Linked DNA regions of Mus musculus: regions 2 and 3 are each linked to region 1. Evidence: chromatin loops called from intact Hi-C (ENCODE). Cell type or tissue: heart. All regions are shown on one strand. Links, peaks and the distances in the headings refer to the core of each region. The heading gives the core; the rest is flanking DNA. Region 1 holds the start of Naglu (alpha-N-acetylglucosaminidase (Sanfilippo disease IIIB)). Region 2 overlaps Kcnh4 (potassium voltage-gated channel, subfamily H (eag-related), member 4). Region 3 overlaps Rab5c (RAB5C, member RAS oncogene family).

Region 1 (7,961 bases), core at 1,213-6,212:
TATCCGGAATAAAGTGTGTTTGACTCTCAGAAAAGCTGCCTGTCTCTGAGTGTGTGTGTAGGGGGGTGCGGGGAGGCTGTCACTCTAGCTCTGCCCTCCGGAGCCCATCTGGTGCCCACACCCACTTCCTCCTGCCTGCCAGCCTTTCTGCTTTTCTTCCTGATCTGAGGCCACAGTCGCCCTGGCCCTGGCTGGGCGGTGAGTCTGTGAAATTAGCACCTTATCTCAAGTCGCCCAGGCGCCTTCCCACTGCCCTGAGCCAAGTTTGCATTGCTTGGGCAGTCTCTATCTCCCTTCCCTTCCCTGTGTATCCCAAGCAGAGAAGGGGGCCTGGGTGTCTGCCCCGACTTCTCTCCAAGTGCATTCTCCAGCCCTCCATGGCCTGGCTATTTTGAGCCCTAAAGCCTTTGGCCTCGGTATAAGTGGAGGCTTGGCAGGCTCCTCAGGGCAGCTGGAGAATGTGACATGCTGAAGTAGGCAAGCTAAGGGCCAGAGAACCGGTAGACTATGCGGGGAGAAGGCTGGGTGGGGAGGCCACTTCCCGTCTCTGAGACATACACATTCTTTCTCTGCCCTGCCCCCTACACACACACACACACACACACACACACAGGGCTGGTTTATGGCACAGGAATGTAACACCTGCTTCTCATAAGAACAGGGAGAAGAGCTGGGACATCCTGTTCATTCCATCTTCTTAGTCCACCCTAGTCTATACCCCTCTCTCCCAACCAGCAGGTCACCTCCCCTGGAGCAGTGCTCCCCGACTCCATCTTTAAATGAAAGCCCCAAAGAAAACCCTGATCCTCTTGCTCACAGGGAGGACTAACTAGAATGGCAGAGTCAAGAATCCAGGATCAAATGCTAATTTACAGTCAGCCAAGATTAGACAAAGAGGCCAAGGTAATTCTCCGCAGAGAGAACAGAGCCTGACACTATATATCTGCAGTCCCGGCCCTCTGGGGGTGGATACAGGATTGGGAGTTCAAGGCCAGCCTGAACTACATGAGACCTGGTTTCCAAAACAACACAACAAAAACCCCTTTGTTTTCAGTAACTGGGGCTAATACAACTGAGTGTTCACCTGCAGGGAAAACACATTTGGATTGCTCCCTAACCATAACGAAAATAAACTCAAACACCGGGCCTGGGCCTGGGAGCCCAAGACTCAAGGGCCTGGAACAGAAGGCTCCTGAGTTTAAAGCCAGCCCATGCTGTATAACTACGTCATGTCTTATCAGCCACAGATAAAGAAATGAAAATAAACTTAATAAAATTAAATTAATAAAAAAATTAAAAGTGGATCATGGACTTAAATGGAAGAGTTAACGCTATAAAACTTAAGAGGCCTTCAAGCTAGGCAATGAGTCTCACATGTGAGCAACAAGATAAAAAACGCAGATGTTGGCCTTCAAAGTTTTGGTAAGCTTTTGTGATTGAAGGTCAGAACCGAAGCGCCTGGAGATAGAGAAAGATAGAGAAAAGGTCACAGGCAGATACCCAGGCGGTCTGAGCTGTGCCATTCAAGGAAAGGGTGAAAGGCCTCCAAAGACTGGGGATTGGCGAAGGATCCAAGATACCCAGCCATCTCCAAGGAATGTGTGTCTGGGCAAAGGGGACGCCGCTGTAGGACCTGCTCACTGCTCCTCCGGCTCACACACCCCTCCCCACAGAAGATGGGCTCTGTGTAAAGGTAGAAGGTTGCTTTCCTTCCCTTTCTTTAAAAAAGAAAAGGGGTGCCCCCCATACCCCATGCCTGTAGTTCCCGGAACTTGGGGTTGAGGCCTGAAGGAATAGCATTGAAGGCCATCCTCACCCTTGATGGCACAGTGAGTTTGAAGTCAACTTGGGCTACATGAGACATGGTCACAAAAAAAAATTTTTTTTTTAATGTGGCACGATGGCTTAGCAGGTAAAAGTACTTGCCACACAAGCCTAATGACCTGTGAGAGTCCCAGACCCAAGTAAAGTTGAAAGGAGAGGATTAACTCCACAGAGTTGCTTCTGACCTCCACCACCCACCCCACACCCCATCATACACAATGATGATAATCAAAATGTTAAAATTTAGAATAAAGCCTAGAGCTCTCTCTGAATTTTTCTTTCAATATGCTCTTTTTAAAAAGGAAAACAGAGGCAGGCACGGCCTTTAGTGCCAGCACTCAGGAGACAGAAGTAGGCAGATCTAGGTCTTTGTGAGTTCGAGGCCAGCCTAATCTACAGAGCCAGTTCCAGGACAGCCAGGGCTACACAAAGAAACCCTGTCTGTTTCAACCCTGCAGGACTGGAAAATGAAGAAAAAGGAGAGGGAGAGAGAGAGAGAGAGGGAGAGAGAGAGAGAGAGAGAGAGAGAGAGAGAGAGAGAGAATGTGGAGAAAAGGAGAGAGGAAGATATATCAGGATGGCGGTGGCATGTGCCTTTATCCCCCACCCCATGGGGGAGGGGGTAATGTGTTCACGTGAGAGCGTGGGTACACACTGAGTCCAGAGATCAAAACTGGATCTCTTCCTCTGTTGCTCTCTGCCTTATTTGAGCCTCCCTCTCTGGCACGCTTGAGACAGGGTTTTCTAGAATCCCTGGTTAGCTCTGAGCTCACTATGATGTATAGGCATGCCCCACCATGCCTGGCTAAAGTATACACCTGGAAGACTTGTTAGTTTAAGTCTTAGTTACCTCTCTGCTGCTGTATACCCACCCTGGCTAAAATCAACGTACAGAAAAGTTTGCTCTGGCTACATTCCCAAGGGAGGGTCTATAATGGTGGAGGCGAGGCAGCAGGCAGCCAGAACCTATGTTTGACCATAACCTGGAAGCAAAGAGGGCAAACTAAAGTGGAGTGAGACGGTAATATACTCTCATCAACCTCCTGGCAGGGGCTGTCAACTGCAACGTCATGTTGTGGTGACCACCACCACCATAGTTTTATTGCTCCATAACTGTCATTTTGCTATTGTTATGGTTTGTAATATAAATATCTGTGTTTCCCAGTGGTCTTAGGTGACCCCTGTGAAAGAATCACTTGACAACCCCAAGGGGTCGCGACCCACAGGTTGAGAAAGGACCGACCTAACCGTCCTATTATCTCCCCTAAACAATAACACTAATCCGGGACCAGGCGTTGTAATACATGAACCTATGGGGGCCATTTCTCATTCAAACCACCACAGTATAGAATCTGAATCATGGAAGTAAAGGGAGAGGACTAAGACTTCCTCGGAAAGAAATGGCTCCTCAGTGGGGCTGATCAGAGTCGGGGGAGAGCAGAGTCCTTAGCGAGGCTGAGTTCTCAGAATCCCGAAGCTTCCGGTTTCCTCCAGCCCGCTGAAGATGGGATGGCCTGGGCTGGAATGTGTGGAAAGTTAGGGGTGAGGAGCAGGCTCCGTTGGGCCTGTTTCTAAGGGGCGTGTTCTTTTTCCTCTACAATTTCCAGACGCCATCCTGAGATCCTGGAACAAGCTTTAGAGATGGCAGCCGCAGGTCTCCTGGAAGCAATGACCCACCTGCAGGGGCAGCGCTCAGCCTGCCCAAATCATGTGCTGGGTGTAGGCTGCCCCCTGGTGGCCACACAGGGAAAGAATGTCTCATTCTTCACACCAAATGGTTAATTAAGGTTGTAGCAGGCTTTTCAGGGCAGGGCAGAAAGAATTCTGGGATTGTTCTGGAGTGCAAAGGCAGAGGGACAGGATGGTCAGAGACAAAAACCAAACAACAACAACAAACCAGAGCTGGAGAACAAACTGAGACCCAGCCAGCTTACTTCACACATTAGTGAAAGAGTGGTAACAGCTGTCACACACTAGAAGGCTCAAAAGGTACTCAAGGCAGATGGTGAAAGTGAGTTGTATCTGTGCCAGCACCCAGGAAGCAGTGGCAAGAGAACTAGCAAATTTGAGGTCAACTTCATCTACATAGAAACTTCCAGGCAAGCAGGTCTATTTAATGAAATCAAAAAAGGAAAAAGAAAAAAAAAAAGAAAGAAAAGAAAAGAAGAAACAAACAGGGGCAAAACCAACAGCAACAAAACCCCATGGCACACTTTTTGGTTTTTGGTTTTTATTTTGTTTTTCGAGACAGGGTTTCACTGGGTACTCCTTGCTGTCCTGGAACTTGCTCTGGCTGGCCTGGATCTCAGAGATCCGCCTGTCTCTGCCTCTTGAGTGCTGGTATTAAGGGCGACCACCATTGCTGCCCAGCTAGTGACACATGCTCTCAATCTCAACACTTGGGAAGCAGAGCTCTGTGGAATCAAAGCCAGCCTGTACACAGTGGTACCCAGAGCTGCTTGGTGACACCTTGTCTCAAAAAAAAAAAATGGTGTGGGAGTGGAGTGACTAAAGAAGAGATGGTTTAATATTTAAGAGCACTGGCTGCTCATCTTCCAGAGAACCTGGAATCTATTCCTGGCACCCACATGGTGCCTCACAAGCCTCTGTAATTCAGGTCCCAGAGGATCTGTAGCCCTTTTCTGGCCTTGCAGTCATTTGTGGTATATAGACATATATATACGGGGACAACACACCCATAGACAGTTAGTTAGTTAATTCGTTCATTAGTACCCCACTCTAGTGCACCTGTGCACATGCCGTGACTGGTATGTGGAGGTCAGAGGACAACTTCTAAGGATCATTTTCCTTCCTCCTCTTCCTTCCCCTGGGTCCCAGGGACTAAATTCGGGTTGTCAGGTTTTGTGGCAAGTGCATTTGTCTGCTGAGCCATCTCACTCTGCCCCCACCACCACCACCATTTTTTTGAGGTTTGCTCTTGTTCATACTGGTCTTAAACTCCTTGGCTCAAACTACTGTCAGCACACAAGTCCATAAAGCTACCACAATTCCCCTGTTCTAAGAAAAAAAAATAGGTGTACCTATAATCACAGGAATTTGAGATTCTGGGGCAGGAAGTTTACTTTGGCTTCGAGGTCAACCCAGTCTATAGAATGAGATTTTGTCTCAAAACAACAAGAAGAAATTAGAAAATGAATTGGTAAAGGAACATCGATTTGTCTATAGTTTGGTCTGAAGTCAAAATTTCTGGTTTCTTTGAAGACTCCTTTGTGTCATGTAATGTTTTTCTAAAAACTGTCTTATGAGAGATGTTTTGGCTAAAGCAGACCCATGAAAAGATGATTTGCTAAGAATAGACACATGATGTTCTTCTAGAGACAGCCTAAAAGGGGGGGGGGTGGATATGATGTTTTACCAGAGCATATACTTGAGAAAACACATGATGTTTCTTTTAAAAAGACATAAATATAGCCCAAGGGACAGTAGACACTGCCAGATGGTGTTGGTTCACCTTGCCATTCTTTGTTGGTTATCATTTGTCATCACTTCATAGAAGGAAACGCACCAGGTAACTTCTAACAGCTTTATGACAATGGGTAAGTCTTTTTTTTTTTTTTTTTTTTTTGAACGTACTGAACACGAGTTTTCCTTTGAAATGCATTAATTTAACAGACCACCAGCTTCCAGCATCCTGGAAGCTAAGAATGTTATCTGAAGCCTGCAACTGATTCCCAGATTCACTATAACCCACTTCTGATGTCTCCACCAATCTATTCAAAAAAGTGTTTTGATATGTGCTCCATTACTATAAAAACTTCAAATTATTTCCACATTGGAACATGGAAACTGGGTTGACCTAAAACTGTTCCAGGGCCATGGTCATTCATATTGGGCTTCAGAATAAGCTCTCAGTCCTTTTGAAGCGAGAGTTGTGGGTTTTGCTGTCAATAGAGGACAATCTCGGGTGTTACCTTCTACCTTAAGATAAGGTCTCTTCCCCATCTGTCACTTTATACATCAGGGCAGCTGTCTCCAGCGCTCATCTCCCGGGAGCACTGGGATTGCAGCCTCCCAATGCTGGGACAGCTTTATGTGGATTCTGCCAATTCAAATGAATGTCCTCAGGTGCAAGCGCTTTATCCACTGAGCTATCTTCTCACCCAGAGAAATCCTTATTTGGTTTCCAGATCTTTAGCCAGAAATGACAACTGAGACTTCTCTAATATAAACAACAGTCTGATACGAAATAAAATCCAAATACACATTTATTAGATGAGGGGTTAGAATATAGCTTAGTGGTAGAGCCAAGTCTTGGCTGGCTTCAATTCTCGTCGCTTAAAAGAGTGGCTAGATATTTGGAAGGGAAGTGACTTGCGGAAGAAAGAGGGCCGAATCTGAAAGGGCTTGGGCATGCGCAGCGTCTCATCGGGCCGAGGATGTTTCATAGGGTCACGCACCCTCCAGCCACGAGCGCGGTCAGCAGACCCTGACCAGTGTCTGAGTCCGGAAACCAGGTTCTCCGGGCGGGTAGCAGGAGCCAACCTTCAGGTCACGTGGCCCGAGGTCGGCAGCCGATTGGATGCTGGCAGCCCTGCCCCGCGGGCCCGGAGCTTGGTATTGGTTGTGAGGGGGCAGCGGCCGCGCGGTTGGCATCATGGAAGCCGCGGGGCTGGCCGTGATTCTGGGGTTCCTACTCCTGGCTGGGGGCTCTGTGGGTGATGAGGCTCGGGAGGCAAAGGCCGTGCGGGAACTGGTGGTCCGGCTACTGGGACCCGGGCCGGCGGCCAATTTCTTGGTGTCCGTGGAGCGCGCGCTGGCGGACGAGTCGGGCCTGGACACCTACAGCCTGAGCGGCGGCGGCGGGGTGCCAGTGCTTGTGCGCGGCTCCACGGGCGTGGCGGCAGCCGCGGGGCTGCACCGCTACCTGCGTGACTTCTGTGGCTGTCAGGTGGCCTGGTCCAGCGCTCAGCTGCACCTGCCGTGGCCGCTGCCCGCTGTGCCCGACGGGCTGACCGAAACCACGCCCAACAGGTATTGATGCTGTGGGTCCCAGACGGCTGGGGCAGCTGCCTGCAGCCTCGGGACAGCCACCGTTGGTGAGGACCAGCACACCTAAGTCGGGGCTGCAGCTACAGACTCGCCTGGAGACTGAGAAGGAAGTGCTGGCTCGGGGATCTGTGCCTTCAAATCTTGGCTCCCCTCTAGCTGTATATTCTTGAGCCAAATCATTTAGCTTCCCAGCCCCCACTGCTGGAAATAATGACAAACTATAGGAACTGTGAGCCCTCTTCATGAGAGAGACCAATTTTGCCTTATGGCACTGACACCCTAAGACACCACAGGATGCACAGCAGGAGCTCTGGGCATGTTGAATAAAAATGAAGTTATGTATTCACAATAGCTACTAGCTAGGGAGGTCTGCGGGAAGTTCCAGCTTCACCCGAGGTGGATTTGGAATGAGCAGGAGAGGAGGCACATTGAAACCTTTGCCCACTGTCCTGTATGCGTACTGTGTTGGGGTTAGTAGCTGCCTCTGGCTGCCTCTGAAGTGTTCCAGAGGGGTGAGTGAGGCATCCCATATGTCCCCAATAATGTGCCCCTACCCGCAGGTACCGCTATTACCAGAATGTGTGCACGCACAGCTACTCCTTCGTGTGGTGGGACTGGGCCCGTTGGGAGCAAGAGATTGACTGGATGGCACTGAATGGCATCAACCTGGCTCTGGCTTGGAATGGCCAGGAGGCCATCTGGCAAAGGGTTTGTGCCAACCTGGCCCCTCACACTCTCCTGCCTGCCTTACATACACCCCTGCCCCTGGGAAACCGAGGCCTTCCAGGGTGGGACAAAGTATCTGGCAGTATATGTCTGTAATCCCAGGACTCAGGTAGAGGCAGGAAGATTCAAGATTGAGTTCCAAGGCAGGAACTCAATCAGGGCAGGTACCTGGAGGCAGGAACTGAAGCAGAGACTTTGGAGCAACACTGCTTGCTTCCTGACTTGGTCAGTCTTTCTTATATACCCAGAACCACCTGCTCAGGGATGGCACAGCCCCCAATAGGCTGAGCCCTTCCATATCAGTCACCAGTCAAGAAAGTGCCCCCACAGGATTGCCTTCAAGCCAATCGGATGGGGGTATTTTGTCAATGGAGGCTGCTTCTTCCCGGATGACCCTAGCT
Region 2 (7,961 bases), core at 1,829-6,828, 320 kb before region 1:
AATGGAACGGGGTTAGATGTGGCCATTCGTTGTTTAAAAAGTCCAGAGAATCCAGAGCCAACCAGTCCAGCTGGCAGCTGCTGACCCCAAGGCAAGAGGCCAAGGAGCCCAGCGCCTCCCTGGATGGCAGGTGGTAAAGCCTACCCCAGACAGGCCTAGGCCCAAGGCCAGGGTCAGTGGAATGTGTCTGACCCAGACTGGAAGCTGTGCTTCAGGAGGCTTGGGGTCAGGGGAGGAGCCTCTGGCGCTGGAGAGGGTCCCAGAGGATCAGGTTCCGAGGGATAGGGTGGTATCGTGGAAGGTCTCAGCTCTGAGGGGGTGGCCCCTATCTCCACTGTCCCAACACTGGCTGGACAGTGGACTACAGCGAGTGTAGTATTCTGGAGACCAGGTGGTGGTCCAGACATATGAGGAGAGATGCATGGTAGTCTCTGGTGGGGGCAAGGAAGGTCTGGGAGCCAAGCTGGACCAGCTGTGTGACTTGGGGGTCCCAGCCTGGCCTGTAAGAGACCCATCACTTGCCGCAGCTCCCGGCTCAGCTGAGACACTTCCTGATTGAGACGGGAGATCTGTTGAAAACATAGCAAAATGTCTCATGGATGCCTTAGCAGTAACCAGGTCACCCCTCATCCCCCACGCTACAGTTTACAAAATTCTTCAACCACTGTCGGCTCACAGCCACCTGGGAAGAAGAAAGAGCAGGAGCTATAATAGCCTATGAGTACCCCAATTTATTTCCAAAACGTTATTTGCAGCAGTGGATACTGCTGTTCCTATGTCTCTATTCCCTGGCTTTTTATGTATTTAATGTGTGTGTGTGTGTGTGTGTGTGTGTGTGTGTGTGTGTGTGTGCACTACTTGAGTGCAGGTGTTCTTCTTGGCCAGAAGTCAACATTGGATAACTTCCTTTTATTCTCTATGGTTTTGTTTGTTTGTTTGGTTTGGTTTTTGTTTGTTTTAAGACAGAGCCTCACTGGATGGTGGTGGCACACCCTTTTAATCCCAGAGGCTGGTGGATCTTTGTGAATTTGAGGCCAGCCTGGTTTAGAGTTCCAGGACAGGGGTGGGGGGGTGGGGGTGGGGAGACTGAGACAGAGTCCCTCACTGAACTTGGAGCTCACCAGCCACTTAGACTGGCTGACCGACATGTGTCCATGTGACTGTCCAAATCCCTTCCCCATCACCAGTGTTACAAACATGTAGCACTATGCCTGGCTTTCAGTGTGCACTAGGGGTCAGAACTCAGGCCTTTACGCCTGTGTGGCAGGCACTTTACCAATTAAGCCATCTTCCTGAGACTGTCTCAGATAGCTCAGGCTGGTCTCAAACTTGCCATGTAGGCAAGAATGGTCCTGAATTCTTGATCCTCCATTGCCTCTATCCCTGGAGTTTTGGGGTTACAGGCATGAGCCACTACACTTGGCTCTCTCTCTCTTGTATGAAATATAGAATAAAAATGCTCAGTCATAGCGTTGCTCTTAGCCTGTCACCCAAGTATCTTCATGAGTGATTTTTAGTGAGTACGGAATCCATTGAGAAACTTGTTAAAATGCAGAGTTCTTGGCCCCACCTGAGACAATCCAAACTGACAGAAGCCAGGGAACTTGTAATTTAAAGGGTAGTACTGATACAAACCTGGGTATGGGAATCACTGGCCTGGAGTTGAGGGAAGCCTGAGGCCATAAGCAGAAGGAGAACTTGCCAGTAACCTTGAATGGGAGAGAGCTCTAGGCCCTGCTCTGGCCCAGATGCTGCCTCTCTGGGCTGCAGGCTGTTTATCAGAACAGAGGGAAGGTGACTCCCAGGGGTTGAGTGTGGTAGCTGTGTGGCGACAGACAGTACTGGGATCCCTTGGGGAAGAAGTAGAGGCGGTGCCTAGCCTAGTCTAAGTATATAGAATATGGTCTCTTCCTGGCCAGTATTCAGCCATAAGGGCATAGGCTCTCTAAGCCTAAAAGTGCACGCACATGCACACACACACACACACACACACACACACTACATTTCCCAAGACTGGGTAAAGGTAAAAAGAGAAAGGACTTAAGCTTTGTGCATCAGACTTGTACTTGGTTGGACGGTTCCAGGCTGTAAATGGAGACCCAGTCGCAGGAGGGGGAGGTTTTAAGTGAATACTCAAGATGCAGTCGGACCCGGACCTGATGTGTGTGCACTCTTATCCTTACACTTCTGGGAAGGACATACTATTTTTCTATCATCTGTCTGTCTATCTATCTGTCTGTCTGTCTTTTCTTGCCTAGCCCTTTACCTGTCCTGAAACTCTGTAGACCTTGGACTCAGACATTGTCAGCCTCAACCTCTGCCTCCAGAGTGCTGGGATGTTTGTTTGTTTGTTTTTGTTTTTCAAGACAGGGTTTCTCTGTGTAGCCCTGGCTGTCCTGGATCTCACTTTGTAGACCAGGCTGGCCTCGAACTCAGAAATCCGCCTGCCTCTGCCTCCCAAGTGCTGGGACTAAAGGCGTGCGCCACCACCACCCAAGCACTGACAGATTATTTTTCTAACTTTTAGGTAAGTTAAGAGAAGCCCAGCATAGCTGTGGGACTTGCCCAGAGTAATTTAACTAGTGTGACTAACAGAACTCAGGACTCTGGATAGCTCTAGAACATGGCATGCTCTTCTCAGACCCCAAGACAATATTCCCCGGGATTGGAGGGGAAGAGCCAAGCCAAATTTACCTCTTGGTTCAGCCTGCAGACCTTTTCCTTCACCTCCTCTGCTGCCTCTGTGGCCAGTTCCCGGCTGAGCCTGGGGCCTGCGGGCAGAATGGGGCGAAGAGGTACAGATGAATCCATGGAGCGTGAATCCCCAAGTCCCCACACTTCTCTGTTGCCAAGGCAAGGAATAGAATGCTCTTGGTCCTTCAGAGAGGAGGGGTAGCCGACACCAGAGGCTGGGTTTGTGGCCCTGTGACTCCCCCAACCTCTGCTCTTCCTCCATGCCTGCCACTCTCCAGTTCTAGGCAGAGCTTCTTGGCATTCAAACACAGTGTCTCTTCTGTGCATGCCTTTAGATCTTTGAACAGTTGTTCCATTTTACCAAAGTGCCACGCTCTCCTGTCCTTTTTATTGTTGTTTTTTTTGTTTTGAGACAGGGTTTCTCTGTGTAGCCCTGGCTGTCCTGGAACTCACTTTTAGACCAGGCTGGCCTCGAACTCAGAAATCTGCCTGCCTCTTCCTCCCCGGTGCTGGGATTAAAGGTATGCGCCACCACTGCCCGTCTCCTGTCCTTTTTTAATTACGCTTATTTATTTACAGCTGTGTACAGGTGTGTCTCATGATGCCAGGACGACTTTCAGAAATCAGATCTCGCATTCCATCATACAGGTTCTAGGGATCACACTCAACCAGGCTTTACCATTGGACCATGTCAGTGTCTCCTTGCAATCTGTTTAAGAAGTAGCCAACCAGTCCTAGCACAAAGTCTTGCTCTCCTTCCTCCCTGTTGTAGAACTCGGCGCAGAATTCTAGAGTTGTTTATCTGTGTGCACAGGTATTGCTGCCCCCACCCCTAGCCCCCCGGATAAAATGTTGGCAGGATCTGAATTGGTTGTATGTTACTTTTGGCATGATCTAGTTTAACTGTGTACTCCTAGGATGGCAGGGAACACGTGTGATATGGAGTGGATGGGTAGATGGATGGATGGGTATGTGACAAGGTAGATGGATTGATGGGGACAAGTGGATAGACAGGTAAGTGGATGGATGGATGGATGGATGGATGGATGGATGGATGGATAAGTGGGTAGATATAGAAGTGGTTGTGATTTGAAGTCACTGCGGTTACTTACCTGAAGGGGGAGCCTGTGAGCGAGTTCTGGTGGGCTCTGGCCTCTTGCTGAAGCGGAATGTAGGAGCCTCAGCTGTGTTACTGGAGTCTTCAATGCCATCCACGATCCTGAGGGTAGAGGAGTGTTCGTCAGCACCATAGGGAGGGTGCGGGGCCAGAATAGAGTAGGCAGAGGGTCAATGAGGGCAGCAGAGGCAGGAAACTGGGGAAGAATAGTGGTCAAAGCAGAATGGGATTTGCAAGCTGTGGTTGGAAAGGCAGGGTTGGCAAATGGGGCAGAGACAGTAAGGAGCACTGGTTGGAACGCTGGGAATGGAGCCCAAAGAAGGTTCTGGAAGCCAGCAGGGATATGGGAAAGGCAAGGGAGGCTGGCATCTCACCGGGGACTGAGGTCCGGAGGTCCAAATGTTCCCAGTGGGGGAATGAGGAGCTGGGGGGGCTTCCAGGCAGCAGAGCCCCTGGGGGGGCCGTGCGGGGAGGGACTCTGACCCCGGCCAGCCAGGGCAGGGGAAGGAGTTGGGGACAGGGAAGGAGAGGAGACAAGGGCTGAGAATGGGGGCAGCTCCTCGCCCAAAAGGCTGACCAGGGACCCCCGAGGTCGTGCTGGACTGAGGTTGGGCAGCAGGTGGGGCCGACGGGGCTTGGAACCAGCCCCAGGCTCCGTGCCACCCTCGGTTTCTGTGATGGATGGCAGAGTCTTGTCTGAGGAGGAACCAAGAGTGTCGGAGCGTGCCTGTGAGAAGAGGGAGGAGCATCAGTTGTTACTGGAAAGTAGACGCAGGACCCTTCACTGGGATGCGACCTTCAGCACAGTACCCAATCCTGATCGATCCCCGGTCCCTTTTCCCTGTGGCAGAGGAGCTAAGGAAAGCTGCCCTGCCACCCAACCTCTCCACAGAACAACCCCACCCCACCCAGAAATGCAGATACCTGGGAGAGACGAGGAGACCGTGAGAAGCGGCCGAGGCCCTGTGGAGACAGTGGGGATTCAAGCTGACTCCTATCTCTCCACTCCTCTGATACAGCCCCTCCTCTAGCGAACAGTGTTAAGAGATTGAGTACATGGGACCACCTACTCCACCTCAGAGGAATTCAGAATGACAAACTGAGCCCCAAAGTAGCAAAAGACCTAAGGTCATCACATCACATCAGCCTAAAACAAGAGTGGGAACCACTGGGACAATAGCAGGGGAAAGGAACTTTGATGGTGGTGGGGGTGGGGGGTGTGTGTTGCATCACTTCAGAAAGAGACCTAAAAGAAGGGGTCATTCATAAAGATAAGACAAGGCTAAGAGGTACCAGGCAATAGTAGAAGGCTGTGAGAGATTGGCCAGGGGCTGGCTGGGTGAGGCCCAAGTGGAGTGGAGTGGGAAGATAGTATATATGAAGCAATAGAAGGAGGTAGTTGGAGTTAAGGTGATGTTTTTAGGGAGGAGAGAGCTGTAAGAGGGTAGCTGTTCTGAAGGAAGGAACCTCAGTGGGGGGTGGCAGCCATATGTCGTCTACATACATTGTTTTCAGAACCTTGGCGCAGGTTGAAGGTTAGGTCCCGGGGTAGGCCAGCCCGGAAGGCAGCTGCATATTCCGGATACAGCCGCAGGACCTCCGCCAGCCCTCGGCTGCTCAGCTGCTGCAGGCCACAGTAAGTCAGAGCTTTCACATCGGCGCTGGTCTTCAGCACACAGCTGGGGCCTGCCCCTGACCCAGGCTCCTGTCCCAACTCAGGGATGTCTGCCCCAATCAAGTCCCCCTTCCCTGTGGGTAGAGGAAAGGGACAGTCAACTGGGATGAAGGGAATATCGGTAGGAGATGGTCCATACATCTGAGAGATGATGGTCAGAGTACTTAAGGATGGTTGAAGGGAGTTAGTGCATTGGAAGAGGGAGTCAGGGAACTTGTAAGAGGCCTATGGAGAGTGGTAGGTGAGGCTGGGCAGCAGCCAGTGGAAGATGTCTATAGTGCTGGAGAAACGACCAATAGAATTGGATGATCAATAAAGAATGGTCAGAGGGGTCAGTTGAACAGTAAAGGCCAACAGGTTTTAGAGTCGTTTGGGGACAGGTCAATGGAACTGGAAGATGATGCAATAGAAAAGGAGGCGTTGGAGTGAATGACAGCCACTGATGGAGGGCCCGTGGGTTAAAGGGTGGCCAAACAGGGCAGAGCGGGAGGAAGGGCCTAGGGGGAACTGAAAGGATTAAGGAAGAATACTCAGTAGGCATTCTAGGTACTAGTTAGAGGTCTCCCACCCCCAGAACCCCAGGCTATCCCCCAAGGCCTCCGGAGAAGATCTTAGGATGGACAGTGTGAGGTAGGGGGGGTTCTCACCCAGGATGGCCAGCACCATGTTGTCCCGGAGCACCTCAAGCGAGCCAGAGCAGACGTAGTAGTGTGCCTGGAGGGCATCCCCACGGCGTAACAGGTACTCCCCAGGAGCACAGAAGGAGGTCTTGATGTGCAAGGAGAGGGCCCGCAGGCAGCCCCTGCTAGCCGCTCCAAACAGAGGCAGCTGCAGGATCTCCCTGTTCAGGTGCATAGCAATGTCAGCACGCAGCTCATCCGGGAAGTCACGCAGTAACTGTCAGAAGAGGCGGAGGTTACTCTGACCACCCCCTTGCCAGTCACTGCTCAAGTCTACAAAAGAGTTGGGCTGTCCCCAAGGCAAGGGTGCCAACTTGCCTTCTCTTTGAAATTACTCACTGGACCTTAGGGAGACTCCTTGCCTAGCCTCAATTTCCCTTACTATGTTGATCACCAAATCTAACTGCTGGTACCGCATGTAGTTGCACACACTGAGCAGCTCATAGATTCTGATGGCTCAATTCTATACAGTCAGTTCTATACAGTCAGGAGTCATCCGTGGTGTTCAATTCTATACAGTCAGGAGTAATCTGTGGTGGGTCAGACCTCAACTGGGAATTGGCAAAGTAGCAACCAATCACCTTTGTTCCTATGTTTCTGGGGGCTTTGGAACCTTTTTTTTTTTCACCTCTGGGCCTCAGTATCCCTATCTGTAAAATGCAGACTCGTGCTAGGTCTTGAATGTTACCAATGGAGATACATTTCCCTCATAAAACCACAGAGCCCCTCGGCAACTCTGTCTTGCTGATCTCTTCCTTGTTCCCCCTGGGCCCCTGGAAGGGACTCCCTCTCAGTTTTGCTCCCTCATTTCTAGCGTTCCTTCCTCATTCCTTCCCCAGCCTTCTTGAATAGCCAATCCCCTCACTCACTTCTCATGTCTACATCTTCCCACCTGCCACATCATGGTAACCAGACCCTCTCTTCCCCACCATTCATGCCTGAAAGCCCTAACATTGCATTCACGTGTATATCTACAACTAACTACCTGATGGACAATGCATCGCCTGATGGCTTAGCCCTGGACACTCCCCTTCATCCCTAGGCTCAGTTTTCCTCCTAGGTGCCTTCATCTCATCCCTTGACCCCAAGCCAGACCAGGGTAGCACTGTGAGCTGCTCTCTTGCAACCAACTAGAACTTGCCTGCTCTTGTGGATCCTTTCCTGGCAAATGCTTCCCATCTGCTTCCTCCTCCACCCTCTTTGACGCACCCGTTCTTAGAGATCTGACAGGATAAAACTGCAAACTCAAGGCTATCTGCTCTTGGGGCTGCAGCTGCTGAGCACCAACTCTGGCACTGCACCCCTCCCAGCACAGCCTCCGCTCTCTGGAGCTCACTTTACTACTTTCATATCCTTGAGCTCGTTTGCTCTACTTTACCAGCACTCAGGAACCTAGGTTGCTTCTTCTTCTTCTTCTTCTTCTTCTTCTTTTTTTTTTTTTTTTTTTTTTTTAGCCTGGAATGGTCTTATGGTAGACTGATTCTCTTGACCATCTTCCTTGTCCCCTCTGCCATCTTCCTTGTCCCTCTGGGCTCAGACACAATGAGGGCCCTACTTCAGGAACTCACTCCTGCATGGTTCCAATCATTACGTGTTTCTCTATACCGGGCTCCCTCTCCCACTTCTCTTGGGGTCTCCTTTAGGGCCGAGGCTGCCTATAATCATCTCTAGCTACTGCCCCATTCTCCACTGGGATCAGTACATAAGAGCGAGCAGAGAAGGATGGCTTAACTCACTCTAGTACTGGGGGAAACGGTGAAGACTACCACAACGGAGAAACTGAGGCCCAGAGAAG
Region 3 (7,961 bases), core at 948-5,947, 340 kb before region 1:
TATGTATATGTATGTTATGTATGTGTGGTGTATGTATATGTATGCATGGTGTATATGTATGGGTTTATGTAGTAGATGTGGTGTATGTGTATATGTATAGGCATAATATTTTGTGCAGTGTGTAAAGGTTGTGTTGTTCAAACACTGACTTCTCTGCTCTCATATCTTGTTTCAATCCAAACACAGCACTGTAATGCTTAGGTTCAGAATCTGTCTCAAATTTGTGTAAACAATTCTTACAATTTATTCTCAGCCTTGTCAATAAATGCTGATCACACAACAGTTGGGCAAGAAACTTCTACTAGCCAAGGGAAGAGAGAGGAAAGGAAGAGTTTTGGAGTTTGGGGAGAGAAGGAAGGGGTCTGAGAAGATATCATGGAAGAAACATCTAAAGCAGAAAGCTAAATCTGCAAGTATTAACTGGGATCATGGCTGGTAGGTAGCCAAATTTGCATAGGAGTTATTTATAAATCAATATTACCCAGCTATTGAAATATAGCTTGAAATAAATCTTGGCTTCTCTGTATTGTTTTTGAAGACTAGCAAAGGTAAAGAAATACAGCTGCCAGATTAATTCACTGTTAACATTTATATTAATTAATTTTACATGTGTGTATAGTGCGTGTATGCATGTGTGGTGTACATATATGTGTGCAAGGAATCTTTCCTCCTGAACTAGTAGCAAAGATATTCCATATTTTAAATCAAGTAGCAGAATAAGTTTAAGTTGTTTGGAGTAAAGAAATCAAGTCCTTAAGAGCTAGGCACCAACATAGCTGCCCGTAGGATGAGTAACAATCTTTTCCCCTGAATGTTTGGCAATGGTGAAACTTCAGGCCCATGACAAAGGACTCCCTCAAGACCCATTCCCAGCCCTCAATAAGAATCCTGGTTCACTCACAGACCATCAAGAGTGAGCACCAACCCCAACTTCATGCCTTTCATAGAAAGGGAGCATGTGGAAGGACTTGGGGAAACACCATATTTAGTATGTCTTTTCCCAATAATACACACGAAGGGGCAGAAGCAAGCTCAGGGCCCTGGACACTACAGTCTGTGCACATGCTAAGAATGGACAAGAAACAGGACAATCAGGACATTGCTCTTCATTGTTGCTGTACTCTGGGTGCCTCAGGTCAGTAGCCACTTTTCTCTTCAGAATCTACATTAGACCATCTACATCAGAATCTCTGGAGTCTAGAACTCACGGCTTTAAAATCAGCTCCTCAGAGGCAGAGGCATGGGGAGCTCTGTAAGGTCAGAGGCCAGGTAGGACTACAGAGTGAGACCCCGTCTCAAAGAAACAAACAGAAGTAGCTGACTGACACACCTGAGCTCCAGCTGAGAAGGGAAGGCAGACAAATCCATACTGACATACATGAGCAACCACTGAGTGGGGCAGGGCCTCACTTTTCTAAGCTGAAGCCTTCAAGACACCAAGGGCTGCAGCAATATCGCCCCTTCTTAGTCCCTGTGAGGAATGTTCACGCTTCTTTTCTCTGCTCCATACCCTAACTTCACACTGCTGTCCTTCCTGGTAAAAGGTCTATCAATTCCAGCTGGTGGGTGTCTCTGGCGCTTCCTGTTTGCTTTAGAGACTTCCTCTCCTGCAGTGAGGACAGCCTGAGCAGGGAGCAGATTAGAAACCGACTGTAGGCCAGGGGTGGGTGGAGATGCAGTCACTTAAGGTTAGCTGCTGAGGACGGGTGGGGACAGGACTAAGAACTGGCTCTGCCCAGCACTCTAGGGAGGTGGTCTAGCCAGAGACTTGAGCTTGAGAAGGCAGAGCCACCTCCTGAAACTTACTAGTTAAAGAGAATGGAGCACTGGCCTGAGCAGAAGTCATTAGGTTCAAAGGCCAAGGGAGCCAGTATCAAAAGGTAGCCAAACAGAGCCAAGGACTGATACAGAGGCCTCAGGGCACTGAGGTGAGGACTGGCCCACAGTCTCAGAAGAGGGATCTTTCTTCCCAGGAAAACTACTGCTAAGACACACTTGGGCCCAGGGCAGTCTGAGAGAACTGTTAAGCTGCAGAGCTAGAGGCAACAGCAGCAGCCTGGAGTCTCCTATGCCCTGTCCTGACCTCAGCAAAATCAGGTTAGGGCTCAGAGAGGGGTACTGGGCCCAGCTCCAGTCAGCTGGTTAGTTCTGTATTCTTGGCCAAGTTATACAAGTGGTCATTCTCAGCTTCAGTTCCTTATCTACAAAATGTATTATTTAATGTTAATTGCATTGGGTTTCCGTAAAGGTTAAGTAAACACAGAGTATCCAACATAGAATTAAGAGGAAGGTAAGATTCCAAGTTAAACTACAGGCTAGTTACTTAATTAACTCTGACTCCTTGTTAACTAAAAAGGCCATATAGAGCTAACTATGTCAATTACAGAGGTAAGGTGTAGTGACTTGCCCAGGGACACACAGCAAGGTGATGGCAGAGCCCAAACCCATGTAACTTAGGAAAGGTCCCCCTATCAGAGATGGAAGAAAAACCAAAATTATCAACATAGTCACATCTACTAAGCATAACAAGTTAAAGAGCTGGTTTTCTTTTTCTTTCCTTCCTTCCTTCCTTCCTTCCTTCCTTCCTTCCTTCCTTCCTTTCGTTTTCTTCTCTTCTCTTCTCTTCTTTTCTTTTCTTTTCTTTTTTCTTTTCCAAGACAGGGTTTCTCTGTGTAGCCCTGGCTATCCTGGAGCTCACTCTTTAGACCAGGCTGGCCTCGAACTCAGAGATCCATTTGCCTCTGCTCCTGAGTGCTGGGATTAAAGACTGCCCAGTGGGAGTTGGTTTTCAATGTTTTTTTTTTTTTTCAATTTATTTATCATGGGTGTGTGTATGTACATCACATGTACATAGAGGTCAGAGAACAACTCTCAGGAGTGGGTTCTGGGGACAGAATCCAGGCCATCAGACTTGGCAACAACATGCTGCACCATCTCCACAGCCCTGAGTATGCTTCAACAAAACAACGGCTGTTAGCAGGAAAACACTTTTTTAAATTAGTTAAAATTTTAGCTAATCATAAACTTAAATAAGCACATGAACTTCTTTGTATCTAAAAGTTACAAGGTAATAAACAAAATACTAATGGCATGGAATTTGCATAAAACAATGAAAAATTAAAGATTAGAAATGGGCATACCGACAGACACCATTAATCCTTGCACTTAGAAGGCAGAGGTAGGTGGTTTTCCATGAATTTGAGGCCAGCCTCATCTACATAGTGAGTTCCAGGACTACATGTTGAAACCAAAAATAAAAAACAAAACAATATATATACAGAACCAGTTACCTCTTACATATAAGCCATTTTTATCTTTCTCTAGTAAGACTCAGAACAATACGACAAAAAAATATGTTGCCTAAATTGGAAAACAATCCAGAAAACAAAGATACCCAAATGAGCTTCTGTATACAAATATTATTTGTTCAATATATGTTAAACCTATGTTTATTGCTTAGACTTACTTAACTATGGGCTAAAGAATTGTGACACTGGGGCTGGAGAGATGGCTCAGCGATTAAGAGCACTGACTGCTCTTCCGAAGGCCCTGAGTTCAAAACCCAGCAACCACATGGTGGCTCACAACCATCTATAATGAGATCTGATGCCCTCTTCTGGAGTGTCTGAAGACAGCTACAGTGTACTTACATATAATAATAATAAAAAAAGAATTGTGAAACTGTTTAAATATTCCTGAAAGCAAGAAGCCCACATGTTTTTAATGAGCGGAAAGAGGTTACCGTGGTGTGATACTCTATCCCACCAACTAAGGCTATCTGAAGAAGGAGGAAAAGTTTGAGGGTCAGGAAAGGAGAACTGGCTAGGGTGGTAGGACTTTGGCACTACAGTACTCAGGAACATGTCTCACCAGCAGAGCAAAAACTCTGGCCCTGGAGCCAGGCACTCTAAAGTCCAGGTTGAGTTCTGGGAAGGACTTTAATGGAAAGCCATTAAGCAGCTGATTTAGGAGGAGATGCAGGAAATAAAGGGGCTTCCTTTACACAGTTACAGTAGATGACCTGGAACCATGTGAGCAGCCTAGAGGCATGCGCAGAGTCAGCTAGGTTCCCTGCCACTAGGACACACTGAACCCCCTACTTGCCTCATGTCCCATGCCTGAGAATAATCTCAATGCATTCCTCATTCTAGAAAAGACCACAGTGAAGCCTCATGGAATCCCTAAGGGCACCAACTATGCCAACTCCTGAAAGGGGGTTTAAATTCTGGAAACATCACTGTATAGCCAAGCTAAACATTTTGCCAGGAGCCACAAAAGAGTATGGTGAACTCCTGAATCCCTTTCCCTCATGTCCTGGGTAGTACTGAGGACAGACGCCAAGACAAGTCAGACTGTAGCCATCTCTTAGGAGACAGACCCCAGCTTCTAGAGTCCAGTCCTAGAAATAGTAAGAAATCCTGAGAACTGGCAAGATGGCTTCGTGGGTAAAGATTCTTGCCACCAAGACTGACACTCAGAAATTGATCCCCAGGACCCACGGGGTAGAAGAAAGCCAACTCTCCCAAGTTGTCTAATGACCTCCACACGCGTACACATGTGGGTGGGTGGGTGAACAAATATATAATTTAAAAATAACAGAAAGCCGGGCGTGGTGGCGCATGCCTTTAATCCCAGCACTGGGGAGGCAGAGGCAGGCGGATTTCTGAGTTCGAGGCCAGCCTGGTCTACAGAGTGAGTTCCAGGACAACCAGGGCTACACAGAGAAACCCTGTCTCGAAACAAACAAACACAAAAATAAAATAAAAATAACAGAAAGAAGAAATTCTTCCCTGACTGTCAAGTGCTTTCTCAGCTTTCCACCACAAATGTGTCTCTGGAGGCCATAGGGGAAGCACAGTCGCGCTAACTTTCAGGCAAAGATGGAAACCTCCAGTGACGCTTCCTCTCTTCCACCGACCCGCATTCCTCAGCCCACATCTGCTGCTCCGGCGTGGAGCACAGGTTTTCTGGATGGCAGGTAGGATGACTACTCTGTATTAAATTCTAGCTTGGTTTGGGATCTTTGGTTGGTTTTGAATGTTTTCATTTTTTTAGATACAGAGTTTTACTGACCTGGAGCTTTGGAATCCTCCGACTCAACCTCCCAAGAACTGGGATCACAGGTGTGTACCACCACTCTGTTCCCTGTGTCGGTTTTGTTTGTGCAGTTATACACTTACTAGGATGTTACTAGCTGGAATCTCATCAATACAGGGCTTGTCTCCCTCTCGGTCTCAGGAGGAGCTCTACAGAGGCCAGGAGTGTGAGCCAAGACAGCTGCCACTTCTGCTGCCCCAGACCCAGCAGGACTCCAAGAACCTCTGCTCAAGTCAGGGTCAGCGACAGCACCTGTTCTCTCAGGCGCTCACTCCAACTGACACTCCTCACAAACCCTTCCTGTCTCCACAAACAACCAACACAAGAAAACCAGCTTAAATCACTGCCGTCTTTGTTTCGCCCTTAGCTCCCAGGCAGTGAGAAGAGGTGGTATCTAAGGGGAGAGCAGGGGAGTCAGCAGTAAGACAAATTCCTCCTGCCCAGACAGCACATGCACACTGTGGCCAGAAGCTGCCCAGCTAACAAGAACAAGGTGAAAAGTTCTCACGCCAAGACCTGAGGGACAATGGTTCTTGAAGCCGGAGAACAGTCTTTCAGACAAACTTTCTTTCTTAAAATATATGATGGTGTCAGCTGAAAACAGGGTCCAATCAGACAATAAGCGAGTACAAACACGGTTCAATAAACTAGTCACATTTCTGCTCTCAGAGCCCCACATCCTACAAGGACTGCTGCAGGTGACAGCAGGAGGTTTGAGATCTTGGGAGCTGGAGAGTTGAGGATGAGAAGACAAGTGTCACAGGCAAAGGATCCCAAAGGCTGACTGTAGTTTCCCTGTGGTTTAAGCTTGAGCCTGGTATAAGGTCATAAATATTGTGACCATGCGATACAGGCCAGGCTGCTGAAGTGTGGTAAATAAATGGGGACATGGAGAACTCACGTTCTGGGGACAGCCATCTTCCAGCTGACATGATCCCACTACAAGAGCACTCCAGGCCAGCGAGGGGAAGCCTAACCGATTTCCTGACAGCTCTCAGGTCCTGGAGTGACCTGCAGCTGAATCCCTTCTTCCCCTTCCTGAGAGGCTTTGCAATGGGAGCAAGGGAATGAGGTCTTCAAGATGCCTTTCATATCTTTGTTTTTTATTTAACTGAATGAAGCAGAGTCAGGTGCACAGTGGAGTTAAGTCAGACTAATAGCAAGTCCTAGGGCCATTACTTTTGTTGGCCTCCTGCTGTGACCCTGAACTATCTAAGCCTGTAAGAGAGAGAGTAGCGCCGGGCATGGTGGCCCACTCCTTTAATCCTAGCACTCTGGAGGCAGAGGCAGGCGGATTTCTGAGTTCGAGGCCAGCCTGGTCTACAGAGTGAGTTCCAGGACAGCCAGGGCTACACAGAGAAACCCTGTCTCGAAAAAAACAAACAAACAAAAAAAAAGAGAGAGAGATTAGCACCTTCATCCAGGGCTGCTAGAAGGAAAAAAGCCCCTAGAACCCAACAACAAAGCCAGTCAGCAACCCAAGTGGGCCAGGGCAAGCCCCACCCTCGAAGTCCCAGGAAGCAAGTGGAGCCTCAACCCACCACCCCTACCCCTGCCCAGACACCTTTCAACTCAGTTTTGCGGGACCTCATCCTCCGAGGCCCCTTATTTGAAAGAGGAAGTCTTTCACTAGTTTCCTGGAACAAGGGTTGATTTCCTAGAAGACTCATAATGTTCTGTCAACAGCCCCAACTTTGAATTCCCTGGAGAGGTGTCTTGATGCCACTGAGTGAACGAACTATCACTATCCAATCTATCCAAACTATCACTATCCTCCCCTACTAAAACCTATCATGATCCTTTCAAGAACAAAAAAGGGTGACTCTTCTGTGAGAAGCCCATACCTGTGCTCTGGGGTGTGTTTTAATCCTCATCCTTAAGTCTATATTGAAATACTTTAACAAATCCTGACTCTGCTTCATTAAGTTTGGAAAAAAATTAAAGCTAAGAAAAGTCCTATAACAAGAGGCATCTTGAAGACCTCATTCCCTTGCTTCCATTGCAAAGCCTCTCAGGAAGGGGAAGAAGTGATTCAGCTGGGGTGGGGGTGAGAGAACAGGGCAGTTGATGACAAAACCAGAGTTGAGTTCCTTTTAAAAATCAGGCTGCAATTGTTAGAGGTTTGCAAATTGGCACCATTCATGGCCACAGAGTCTGAGCAGCTCAGAGAGCTACGTAGTGACTAGAACACCCAGGGTGCAGGAGGTGTCACACAGCCTCCTCAAGCCTGAGATGCTTCTGACAAGGCCACCTGAAAGGGACACTCACAGACCTGCGAAGAGAGGCAAAGGCTGGCTCAGGGCTTAAGTTACATATTTTTAGAGGGTGACTGCCCAGCAGAAGGAGTTAAGCTAGTCAATGATTCAGGATCATAGCTCCAAGCGATAGTCTGCCTTGAGCCTGCCGAGAGCCACAAAGGCTACAACTGAAGCCTCGCTGAAGGAGAGGTCTGTGTATGAATGGCAGGAAGACTCGTGACTAGACCACCTGGGACTTGACATGGACTCTCAGCCCAAAGTCCAGAAAGGATTGACTAGAGAACTCTAAATACCCAAACCAGACAATGATTACAGCCAGTACCTCTCCACACTCTGAGTAAACTCCAGAGTAGACACCAAATGTGCCCACTATTTCGCTCAAGTGCAGCATCAGGCAGCTGGGGACTATGAACTGGTGAACAGTTCATAGGAACTGTTGCAAGGACCAACTGCTAGGACTGGAGGGGTTCTCACTATGTGCTTGCTCTGCCACTTCACCCAGATATGAGGAGCACCAACCATCACCAAAAGGGACAACCTGAATTCATGCCAGTGACTCCAGAGCAAGGCACTGGAGAGAAAATGTTTGCTAAACAGGCTTTGGAA

What was found. Peaks named below come from ENCODE experiments on the same cell type or tissue, not always from the same donor. Only the 100,000 strongest peaks of a DNase experiment are listed, where the experiment ranks them.
Region 2: it touches region 1 in a loop (2.2-fold over the local background); 2 of 42 quality-filtered maps call a loop at or near these places.
Region 3: a loop joins it to region 1, with 2.2 times the contacts of the local background. A loop is called at or near these places in 6 of 42 quality-filtered maps.

What each region holds. Positions count from the first base shown.
Region 1 is chr11:101,063,686-101,071,646 of GRCm38, forward strand. Atp6v0a1 (ATPase, H+ transporting, lysosomal V0 subunit A1) reads left to right here. Exons shown (of 22, transcript NM_016920.4): 22 at 1-34. Naglu (alpha-N-acetylglucosaminidase (Sanfilippo disease IIIB)) reads left to right here and starts at 6,409. Exons shown (of 6, transcript NM_013792.2): 1 at 6,409-6,816; 2 at 7,395-7,542. The coding sequence starts at 6,440. In heart, for the core only: a CTCF peak has its summit at 3,562 (motif pointing left); a DNase peak (open chromatin) is centred at 3,406; H3K4me3 peaks cover 1,156 bases; H3K27ac peaks cover 2,850 bases.
Region 2 is chr11:100,741,430-100,749,390 of GRCm38, forward strand. It overlaps Kcnh4 (potassium voltage-gated channel, subfamily H (eag-related), member 4), which reads right to left. Exons shown (of 17, transcript NM_001081194.2): 10 at 6,134-6,383; 11 at 5,316-5,560; 12 at 4,736-4,774; 13 at 4,186-4,538; 14 at 3,807-3,913; 15 at 2,695-2,771; 16 at 1-569. The coding sequence ends at 174. Among named protein-coding and RNA genes, the nearest start is that of Rab5c, 7.2 kb to the left of the region's middle. In heart, for the core only: a CTCF peak has its summit at 3,813 (motif pointing right); no DNase peak of the experiment used is centred there; H3K27me3 peaks cover 3,008 bases.
Region 3 is chr11:100,723,480-100,731,440 of GRCm38, forward strand. The region is part of intron 1 of Rab5c (RAB5C, member RAS oncogene family); the gene reads right to left. Among named protein-coding and RNA genes, the nearest start is that of Rab5c, 11 kb to the right of the region's middle. In heart, for the core only: a CTCF peak has its summit at 3,636 (motif pointing left); a DNase peak (open chromatin) is centred at 1,642; H3K27ac peaks cover 1,237 bases.